2 separate regions of the Homo sapiens genome follow, and region 1 is linked to region 2. A link is a contact called in ENCODE Hi-C data. All regions are on one chromosome and are shown on one strand. Each heading gives the region's core, a stretch centred on a gene start or an enhancer-like site at or near the end of the contact. The rest is flanking DNA. Distances are from core to core; before and after follow the strand shown. Region 1 overlaps SLIT3 (slit guidance ligand 3). Region 2 has its middle 22 kb from the start of WWC1.

What was found. Hi-C counts contacts between places; a loop is a spot of excess contacts on that map. Pooled maps may share reads with other maps.
Region 1: a map with no recorded cell type shows a loop between it and region 2 (7-fold over the local background). The contact joins two enhancer-like sites. A Hi-C loop is called at or near these places in 3 of 37 single-sample maps with no recorded cell type and 3 of 50 pooled maps.

The regions. Positions count from the first base shown.
Region 1 is chr5:168,878,337-168,883,939 of GRCh38, forward strand. It overlaps SLIT3 (slit guidance ligand 3), which reads right to left. Exons shown (of 36, transcript NM_003062.4): 5 at 4,929-5,000. Among named protein-coding and RNA genes, the nearest start is that of MIR218-2, 110 kb to the left of the region's middle. Within about 2 kb of position 1,780, at least 3 of the 41 ENCODE cell types and tissues checked have a DNase peak (open chromatin) inside an H3K27ac peak, as active enhancers do.
Region 2 is chr5:168,267,122-168,272,832 of GRCh38, forward strand. No RefSeq gene overlaps it. Among named protein-coding and RNA genes, the nearest start is that of WWC1, 22 kb to the right of the region's middle. Within about 2 kb of position 2,335, at least 5 of the 41 ENCODE cell types and tissues checked have a DNase peak (open chromatin) inside an H3K27ac peak, as active enhancers do.

The DNA.
Region 1 (5,603 bases), core at 530-3,029, 610 kb after region 2:
CAGGCGTCCAGTCCCTTCACTGAGAGCATCATGCTTGTGGCTCCTCAGGTCCACAGGGCTCAGAGGCCGCCTGCGTCCTTTCTCTGGGCTCTGATAAAAGTTGCATGCTTGCCTACTTGCTTAGGTGAATAGGGACTCTGCTCTGTAGCAGCTTCTGGTCACTTTATTGTTCCTGTTTGCAGGCATGGCTGTGAGAAAAGGAACCCGGGTAGACAGAAGTGTCCATGGCGAAAGTCCAAAAGATGGTTGGGTGTGTTACTGATGGATGGTAGCTTAGTTGCAGAGGCCTAGGCCTAATTTTATCTGCTGACTTTTACCAACTTATACACATTGATGAAAACTTAATTTTATGTGGAAAATGTGGGTATCACAGTTTCTTCCTTTTTTTTTTTTTTTTAAGACTGAGTTTCACTCGTCTCCCAGGCGGGAGTGCAATGGTGCGATCTTGGCTCACCGCAACCTCTGCCTACTGGGTTCAAACAGTTCTCTTGCCTCAGTCTCCCGAGTAGCTGGGATTATAAGTGCCTGCCACCACACCCAGCTAATTTTTGTATTTTTAGTACAGATGGGGTTTCACCATGTTGGCCAGGCTGGTCTCGAATTCCTGACCTCAGGTGATCCACCCGCCTTGGCCTCCCAAAATGCTGGGATTACAGGCATGAGCCACCACACCTGGCCACAGCCTCTTCTTTCTTGAAGGGAAATGTCAGCGCAAGCAAAGAAAATATACGTCAAAACTACAAAATTATTTTTTAAACCAGATAGTTTTTTATTTTCTCCGTGTAGTAAAGCGTATGGTGTTACACATAGGCCCAACTGGTTGTCATTTTACATAGCATGCAGTTTGAAGCTGGATATGCCAGCAGTTTATCTTCTAGTCTTTAAGGTAATAGTGGAATGGTGTGAATTCCCTGAGCTCACACACTGTGGTGGAGCAGGCTTGGGGGCTGGGTAGTGGTTCTCAAACAAGCTGATGACAAGGATATGCATCTCTGAGATTTAAAATTTGCTATTTATCATTCACAAGGTAGACAATCTCCATAACTGAGGACTGGTAGGAGGAGGAGTGTTTCCTTAGCAGGTTTTATAGAAATTTAATTTGTGCTAAATGTCTCTTATTTTCCATGTGCCGATGCATATTTAAACATACAGCTTCATTATCACCTCTGTCCAGATGCTTCTCCTCCATGAAGCATCAGCTCCTCAGCTCAGGTCCTACAGTTCTAATTACTCACATGAGTTTTTCTCTTGGGCTGTAAGATTATTTAGTCTGACTCCCTCTTATTAAAACCAAGGAAGCTGAGGACCAGAGACATAGCGTGGCTTTAGCAAAGTCCTTCAACCAGCAGGAACTGGACAGGATGTCAGATCACAAACTTCCTCACACAGAGAAGATGCTCTGTCCACAATGCTGACAGAAGACTTGACATCACTTCACACCCAATGTGATTACAACCCAACTCAGGATCTTCCAAGCCTGGCTCCTCCTCCTGAACTTCCCATTTCTGTGAAGTGGAAGCTCCAAGAAGACAGAGCTCACAGATTTATATTGATATATCTTACTCCCTGCTGTTTCCCCCAGAACTAGCACTTAGAAGGCACTCAAAAAATAGTGTGAATGAATGATTATGAGAATTTGCCATCATTCTCTGTATTGTCTGAACTTGGAACTAATCGTTTTTCACTTCCTTTTCCATGGCCTCTAGCAACTCACTGACTGCGAAGCTCTGTTGATTTTGTCCCCAGGGACTGCTTACTTTGGCCTCTTTCTCCACTTCCTGCTTCTCTCTCCCAAGAGACAGCGTGAGAGAGAGATACGAGCCTAAACCCTCACATTGGACTACAGCCTCATCTCCTGCCCCGACCTTTCCTTCTGCCACCTCCTCCTGTCCCCGGTTCCCCTTCCAGAACAAATGTTTTCACCGTGATCTGTCCCAGGGCAAAAGCCATCCACATTCTCAGTGCCTACATCTAAAGCCCATGCTCCTCGCAGTCAAGGCTCTCCAGCAACCGGCTTCCACCTCTCTTTCTAACCCAATCACACACTCTTCTGCCCCAGATCCCTCCACTCCCATGAGATGTCTCTGCTGGAAACACATCTTATACAGTTTTGCCTTTACACTTTGCACGTACTATCTTTATTACTTTGTGAATTCTAACCACCATTCAGGCCCAGCTACAGTCTTCACTATTGTAACAAAGGAATACAGCAGCAACAGTAGTTAGAACTTTCTAAATACCTTTCATGCATCAAGCGTAGGACTAAGTTATTCATATGCATTATTTTATTAACCTCCACAAAAACCCTAGGAGGTAAGTCCAACTATTATCCTCATTTTATACAGTGGAAACATAGGCTTAGAAGTGTCAAGTAATGTACTTAACATCACAGACTAAGAACCTAGAACACATGGAATTCATACATACTTCTATCAGACCGCCAAAACCATGCTTCTAACCGCTAGGCTACATTGCCTAAAGCTGTCTGTTCCTTCTGAGCTCTGACAGCCCCTCATTACGTATAGCTACTTATTAGCCAACTTTCATGTTGATTGGTACTTTACTAAACATTTTCTTGTATGTACATGATTCTTGTCCCCAGTTACACTGTAAGCTACTGGAGAACATGAATTGTACCTCTGGGGCCTTTGGGTCCTGCCTGACAAGTGCCTGCTGACTGAACTGATTAGAGGTACACAGTATTCAATTCCCCTTAGGTGTTTTTGGTTAATTCATCCTTTAGGCAGTGAATTCACTCCCCTTTCCTTCTTCCCCGCAAGCCCAGCTGCTAGTAGTGAGTATAAACAAAGAGAAGATCCTCACTGAGTTTAGGATCCTGAGTAATACACATTTGCATGGCTTAGAGGGTGGTCTGATGGTGGGTGCTGGAGTGACTTAGGAGTCTGGGTTTGTAGAATCTTGAACCTTTCAAGTCCTGAGGCCTTTGCGTAGTTAGAGATATTGTAAGAGGGGAAAAGAGACCCTGTAAAACAAAATCTGAGAAACCCTAGCAACTATTAAGAACAATTGTGGGATTTATTCACTTTCTTAACAATCAAAAACATAGTCAGCAATTAACTGTCCAGCTCTGGTTATACATCACTACAATATGTTCTTTTTGGTTAATGGATCCATTTAAAATTAGTGTCATGAGATCTGACTGATATATCACTTTATATACGCAAAATGTTCTTTTGGGGTTCAACCACCAGAAAGCTGGTTGACCCTGAGTTAGTCACTGCCCCTCTCTGGGCCTCCATTTTCTCATACCCTGACGTTCTGGCAGGCTAATTAACATAGTTGTTTTTGGTTCATGTGAACAGTCTTGAGTTCTTGGAATGCATGGAACGAAATACTAGAAAAGCGCTCTGACATGTTAAAAGTGCCAGTTCAGGATGAGAGATCTCTCATTATTTATTTAGTGGTTTTGAAGGTTTGGCTTTTCTGTATCTCATTTTCTCAGGAAGATATAAACTCAGGAGGCTGTTTCTTGCGAGAAGCCTACACCTGTCCTGCAAAGGAGCTCCCATTCTTTGTGGGTGTGGCTGCTCCACCCCGCCCTCTCCTGCTCTTGGGAAAACACCCTCAGAAGCAGCAGCAGGCGGCCTCCTTGTCCCTGAGCCCCTTGCGAAGTCCTCTCTGCTTCTCTGTTCCCTCCACCCACCCCCAGAGACGCCTCTGCCCTCTTGCGTGCTTTGCATGTAAAACACCAAAAGCTTTCCGCTAAGTCCACAGGGGAGGCAGATAACCTGCATCTGGAAGCCATCACCAGCTGCCTTGAGTGTGCCAGTAAACTAAAACCCCTGCATTCATTACAGGGAAAAGTGACAATGTCTTTTTTTTAAGCCTCCCTTAAGACGTCTCAAATTGAATCTGGGGCTGCAGAGAAGGCTGCTGGGCAGAAGTGCTTGCTCAGCCAAATCAGACCTTCTTCCCTACCCCTCTCCAAAAGCATGTTCCGACCCCGTGGGCACAAAGGTTTAGGCAGAAAATTCAAGGCATAGTCCTTGTAGGGGCCCAGGAGTCACGAATAAGGGGTCAGTAGGAGAAGCCAGGTAGGAAATCGTCAAAGTTCAAAAATGTCACGCTGGAACAGTCCTGCGCTTGACTATGGTGACAGCTGCACAAATCTGCACGTGATGAAATCACACAGAACTACCTATGCCTGCGCTCACACAGGCGTATACAAGTGAGCACACGTGGAGCTGTGAAATCTGAAGACTAAGGTCTGTGGATTGTACCAATGCCAGTTTCCTAGTGTTGATACTGTACTGCGGTTATGTCAGATGCTACCATTGGAGGAAACTAGTATACGGACTTGTCTACTATTTTTTGAAACTTCCTGCGAATCAAAAATCATTTTAAAATAAAAAGTTTAAAAAAAAATCCTAGGCCAGTGGAAATGGATCTGGCTATGTCTCTCCAACTTCCTGGGATGTAAGTCCCCATGCTCTCTCAGGAGCCGATGATGAGCCTATTAATAAGAGTGAGAGCTTCAGCACCATCATCGTCAAGGTTCCAATTGATTGACCACGTACTATGTATGAGGCACTAAGATATTTCTTCCTTTTGAACACTTTCTCAGTTGCACAAAACATGCCCACAAGGTTACCATCCCCATTTTACAGAAGATGATAATGATGCTGGGCAAAGCTGGCTTGCACCAAGGCTCTGTAGGGCCAGGCTCTAACTCAGCAGGCACTGAGGCTCCAGTGCTCATATCTGGGGATGACTAACCAGCAAAGCACAGGTTTCTGTGACAGTATTGTGGCATCCAACGTGTGTTCCCTAGAAATCACTCAAGCACAGCCCTCAATTTCATCTCTGAAGGCACCTGGACCACCCTCTTGTCCCATCCCTCACCCTCACTCTGGTCAGAGAGCCCAAGTTAGCCACATACGTAGTGAAGCAAGGAAAACATCACTTACAGGTTCTTCACATCGGTGATGCCGCGGAACGCCTTCCTCGGGATCCCCTGGATCTGGTTTTCACTCAAATCTCTAAACAAGAAGAGAAGAGGCACACTGCATTAAAGACCCAGGCTGTCTTGATCTGCATCTCATTAAATGATAACAATCCCCCCCACCCAGGCTGCTGCCTCTGCGGTCAGAGTGTATGGCGGCTGTTTGGTCTCGGGCCCCAGGCTGCTACAAGCATTCACATTGTTCTTCAAGTGATGGCCGTTGCTGAAATGGTTACCAGGCGGAGCAGCTCGCCTCCAGGGCAGGCTCTGTGGGTGGTCTCGCACCTCCAGGCCACGAGCCAAGAGGCTGGGTTATTTGTTGCACACACTGCACCCAATTCTCTGTTTTCCCACCTCCCGGAGACAACCCCCTGCCCCCCATCCCCCCAACCCCCACACGGCATTCCTCCCCCACTGTGGGGTCAACGCCGCTCAATCTCCCATCTCTCAGTGCTGTCCTCTGCTGCTCAGGACAATCTGCCTTTGTCACAGGGGATTGGAACAGAGCCTGCCCATTCTGATTTTCTGATGGGGGATGACCACTTCAGCTTACTCGAGAGTCCCAGAGATTCCTGGGGGCCCCTAGACCTTCTTAGTGACAGGCACGATAATTTCAAATTGCATTTCCACAGGTCCATGC
Region 2 (5,711 bases), core at 1,085-3,584:
GTGAAGATCATGCACTCTGAAGTCAGACCACCTAGGAACCAGTCCTGACTCTACCACTCACTAAACGAACATGGAAACTTGGGAAGGTCACATGTGCTAATTAAGGTAAATATCATACGCTGTGTTAAGAGATAAACTCAAGTTAGCAGAAGAAAAGCTTCTCACTTATATAATAGTCCATCATTGGTCAGGGATGAGGATGGCTGCTTTGATGATTAAATGAGATATTGCCTGTATCATGGATATGTGGTACTCAATAAATGTTCTTTTTTTGTTGTTTTTTTGAAACGGAATCTCACTCTTATTCCCCAGGCTGGAGTGCAATGGCGTAGTCTCGGCTCACTGCAACCTCCACCTCATGGTTTCAAGCAATTCTCCTGCCTCAGCCTCCCAAGTAGCTGGGACCACAGGAGCCTGCCCCCATGCCCGGCTAATTTTTTGTAATTTTAGTAGAGACAAGGTTTCACCATGTTGGCCAGGCTGGTCTCGAACCCGTAACCTCAAGTGATCTGCCCACCTTGGTCTCCCAAAGTGCTGGGATTACAGGCGTGAGTCACCGTGCCCAACCTCATTTTTATTATTTTAGAAACTTTCTTCCAAACACTGATTTTTCTAAGAGTAGAAATTGAAGCATAACAATTTTCACAGGGGGAGAGATTTGTATGCGGGAGCTGGGAAGATGGAGAAAGATCTTCCCTCAAATCTCATGTCCTCAAGAGCAATCTCAGCTTCTCCCCTCTCCTGGGCCTGGGTAACTTGAACAAGTACTTTCAGTGTGTGGACCTTCTTCATGGCTTCAAGGGCTTTTCAGAAAGGGTGACATCTGGAAAGTGGAGGGTCTCAGCCATGTGAAGACTAGCCATGTGAACAAGGGACATCTGTTCAGGCATTCTACTTTCAGAGTCACCAAGCACAATTTTGTCCCTGGCACTGTCAGAAGCTGGGAAGACAAAGATAAATAAAACATGGTCTAAAGTGTGAGACAAACTCACAAGCCAATCAATCACTACAGCACAGTAGGCTCAGGGCTGGCACACAAGTGATGAGCAAACACATGATGTCCAGAGGACAGGAGTATGAGTTCTCTCCACAAGTTTTGTTGTTTTTTTTTTTTTTTTTTTTTTTGAGACAGAGTCTTGCTCTGTTGCCCAGGCTGGAGTGCGATGGTGCAATCTCGGCTCACTGCAACCTCCACCTCCCAGGTTCAAGTGATTCTCCTGCCTCAGCCTCACAAGTAGCTAAGATTACAGATGCCCACCACCACGCCCGGCTAATTTTTGTATTTTTAGTAGAGATGGGGTTTCACCATGCTGGCCAGGCTGGTCTCGAACTCTTGACCTCAGGTGATCCACCTGCCTCAGCCTCCCAAAGTGCTGGGATTACAGACATGAGCCACCGTGCCCAGCCTCCACAAGCATTTGAGCTGGGCACTGGCAAGTAAGAGAATGCAAGACAGACAAGGCAGGAGGGGGTAGCAGGAAGGAGAAGAAATATGCAAAGAGACAGGTGAGAAGTTCAGAGAGGCCGGGGCAGGTGCTAAGGATTAGAACCACCGGCGAGCGCGCTAGACACGGGTCCCAGGCCAATTAGATCAGGACCTCTGGAAGAAAGGTCTGATCGTGGGTAGGTGAGTTTCACCTGCAGCCCGAAATGAGGAGCAGGGGATTGGAGCTCAGCGGGAAGGGCACAGCCAGAGATGAGGTTTGTTGGAGGGAAGGAGGCAGGAATAACAGTCAGGCTAAGAAGCTGGGTATTCTCCTGCCAGGTCATGAGGGACATCAGTGTGACTCTTGTACATAGGGAGAAACACGATTAGGGAATCTTTGGGTTTGCAAAGTGGAGAGAGAAGAGTGGCAGAAGGCCCAGAGCCCGGGAGAATCTGCAACAGTCTGGATGAGGGCTTGAAGGAAGGCTGGGGCGGTCAGAACAGAGGGAGCGCTCCTCAAACCGGCTCAGATTTGGGAAATGAGGACGAGGTTCTGTAACTTGCCCAGAGTTGGGGACAGGGTCTATACGGGGTGGAACACCGAGAACAGATCCCGGCCAAGGATCCTCTCTCCAGTGCATGCACCATTCCTTCTCCTTCGCCTCTCCCTCCTCCACGACCAGCCAGGTGAAACAATTAGGGAGAAGGGATATTCTGATTACTTACTTACTTCAGTGATCCTCTGACCACACCAAGTGGCGACTTTCCAGGAAAGTTCTGATTCAGCACGCTCACACCCAAGCCCCGCCTTCCACCCTGAGGAGGCAGGTGGGCAGCCTGTAAGGCGCCATTCCCCAGCACCCGCAGCGGGCACTGTGGCTGCACGCCGCCCTCGGAAAGCAAGGCTGCACCAGCTGCTCCACAAAGCCCCTCCCTCACCAGCCCTCGCCTCCTCCCGGCAAATGTTGGGTTTGCCATCTGGCCACGAGGTGGCAGCCTTTCCCATGAAATCTGCTTGGAGGTGGGCCCGGCGCCTCAAAGGGATTTAGGGAAGTCGCCGAGCAGCCAGAGACTGCGAGGAGAGCCCTGGACTCCTGAAAGAGGCCCGTGGAATCGGTTCCAGGAAAAAGATTCCAAAGAAGACCAGTCCTGGGACCAGCCAGACTGGACTGCGAGCCTGCCTCCACCATTTGCCCACTGAGTACATTTCCACCTGGACTTCCTGAGCCTCACCTTTCCCATTTGTAAAATAGGGATAAAAATAACTGCTGTATGGGATTATTTGGAAAGCCTAATAAAAACAATATATGTAAAGTCCTTGGCAAGGGCCCAGCATTTAACAAATGCATATTAAATGGTAAGCTATTATTAAAGGAAAATTGTGGAATTTGGGGGTTATCGTCTTTAGATTAAAAAAAAAAGCAAAACAAACAAAAAAAATCCTTCACTTTCACTCCCAACCACACCTTTCTAGCTAAGCCTGGGCTTCTTATCTAACCTCCGAAGCCTGGGTTTCCTCCCCTGTGTAGTGGAGATGATACTGCCATCTGGCAGGGTTGCTGTTGTAAACACTCAGCCTCCCTCAAGGGGATGTCTACTGATTGGCAACTAACTTTTCTTATTCTCAGCCTTCAGTGAGAGCTGAAGTGTGATCCCAGCCTGAAGCTTGACCTGTTCAAGAGTAAGGAGCTCCACCCACCCCATCCTCCCACTTCAAGAGCTGCGTAAAGCCCTGGGGACTTGCTCTTCTAGAAGGCTCCAGGGAAGAGAGGACAGAAGAAGCAAAGCCTATACCCTCTTAGGGACAGTCTACCCAGTAGCCACTCTTCCAGAGATGATCAGTGTCCCTGAACTGAGCCCAATTCCAGGGGCAGTAAAAGGGATGTCCTTACACTCATGCATTCATAAAACGCTTCTATCCAAATTAATTGCTGTTATTTGAACTTCCCAGCCACTCTGTGAAACAGTGTGAAAATTGAGCCTTAGAGAGGACACACCACAGATCAGGAACAGGCCCCTCCCAGGTGGCTGGGAATCTTCGGTTCTCAGTCAGCTCTCTGGCTGTTTCCATTCCCAGGCCACTCCCTCAACAATCCCTTATCTTGGTCTTATCTCGGCCACATACATATAGATTTTGTTCTCAGGCTAGAGCCTTTGGCCAGAAGGAATCTGCCCCACTAGCTATTAGTCAACCAGTGAACATTTAGGAAACATCTATTACGTAGAATGCTGCAATGAAGATGGAGAAAGTGAACACAAGCTGGCTTCTGCCCCCAAGCAGCATCTCTGTATTAATCAGGAGAGGTGCAGGGGTAAGTGACAGAACCCTAACACAAAGCAAAAACCAGAATATCCAAAGGCAGGACTGGCTTCAAATTTGGTCAGATCCAAGGGCGCAAAGATGCTCACAAGGTACTGTCTTTGCTCCACCTCTCAATGCCACTGCCCTTGGGATGTGGCCTTATCTTCACAGTGATTTATTCCATATGTAGGAAAGATGGTTGCCAACAGGCCCAAACCTATATCCTTGCAGCACCCATGGGAATGTCAAAGAGACCCTCCCTCTATCAACAGAAGACCATGAATTTGCCCAAACCCCATCAGCCTTTCCGGGGCCATAAAGAGCGGGAAAGGAGTGGCTCTTACAAGGAAAATAACTGCCTAGACGAAAACGTGTTAATTGCCAACATCTACTGAAATCATGAGGGTATCTGTCCATTCTGTCCACAAATAGTGCCTGACATGCCGTAGGTGCTCAATGGACAAACCAGGTGCTGGGGACAGAGGGATGAATGAAACGCAGCCATCCAGGAGGAGTCTAATGGGAAACACCAAGAAGCGAATACGCAATATAATGTGGAAGTGGGCTGGGCGCGGTGGCTCACGCCTTAATCCCAGCACTTTGGGAGGCCGAGGTGGGCGGATCACTTTGGGTCAGGAGTTCGAGACCAGCCTGGCCAACTATGGCCAACATGGTTAAACCCCGTCTCTACTAAAAATACAAAAAAAAATTAGCCGGGTGCGGTGGTAGGGACCTGTAACCCCAACTACTCTGGGGACTGAGGCAGGAGAATCACTTAAACCTGGGAGGAGGAGGTTGCAGTGAGCTGAGATTGTGCCACTGCACTCCAGCCTGGGCAACAGAGGAAGACTCCATCTCAAAATAATATAATAACAATAATAATAATGTGGAAGTGGCTGGGCGCAGTGGCTCACTCCTGTAATCCCAGCACTTTGGGAGGCCAAGGTGGGTGGATCACCTGAGGTCGGGAGTTCGAGACCAGCCTGACCAACATGGAGAAACTCCGTCTCTACTAAAAATACAAAATTAGCCGGGCATGGTGGCACATGCCTGTAATCCTAGCTACTCGGGAGGCTGAGGCAGGAGAATCACTTGAACCCAGGAGGCAGAGGTTGTGGTGAGCCGAGATCGCACCATTGCACTCCAGCCTGGGCAACAAGAGCGAAACTCTGTCTCAAAAAATAATAATAATGTGGAAGTGCTGGGAAGAGAAGTTGCTATGGTATGGCAAGGACACTGGGGAAGGGCAGTTAGCTCCGCTTTGATGGGGATTTGGTGGAAAGCACTTGGATGGGTGCACAAATAGTGCATTGGGAGGATCTAGATTGAATCTGAACAGCCAAAAGTCACCCGGCTCCGCAGGGTTTCTCAGCTACCCGCCCTGAGGATACCATGGCCTTTCCCTTCTTCTGGGAATGTGGGAAGCCACCAAGCAACACCAGCCTGGAGAGCCTGTCCCCTGGGAAGAATGGTCTGGTCTGTGCGGGGCTAGAAGTCTGCTGCTCCTTCACTCTGGATCCCCACTCCCTCACTCCACACATGGGGAGCATGACTTCCCTTCACTTTCTGCAGAGGTGGTTCTGCCCATGGGACCATCCTATGTGCCTAGTACCAGGTTTCTCAATTGCGGCACCATTGACATTTGGGCCAGATGGCTTTGTTGTGGGAAGCCATCCAGTGCATAGAAGATGTTTAACAGAATCCCTGGCCTCTACCCACCTCACGCCCCACCCCTGCCTATTCGTGACAGCCTCTCAGACATTGCCAAATGTCCTCGTGAAAGGTAAAATGGACCCCAGTAGCGAGCCACTGCTCTAATGCATTCTCTCCCCACCCACTTCTCCCTCATTTCTCCTCACCCAAGATCCCAGCATTCCTAAGGAAGGAGCCTCTTCTCCCTAAGGAGACATTTATTGATACTTCCTATGTTCATCCAAGTGACACTCCCCAAGCCAAGGGTTCTAGAACTACAGGCTGAGGTCT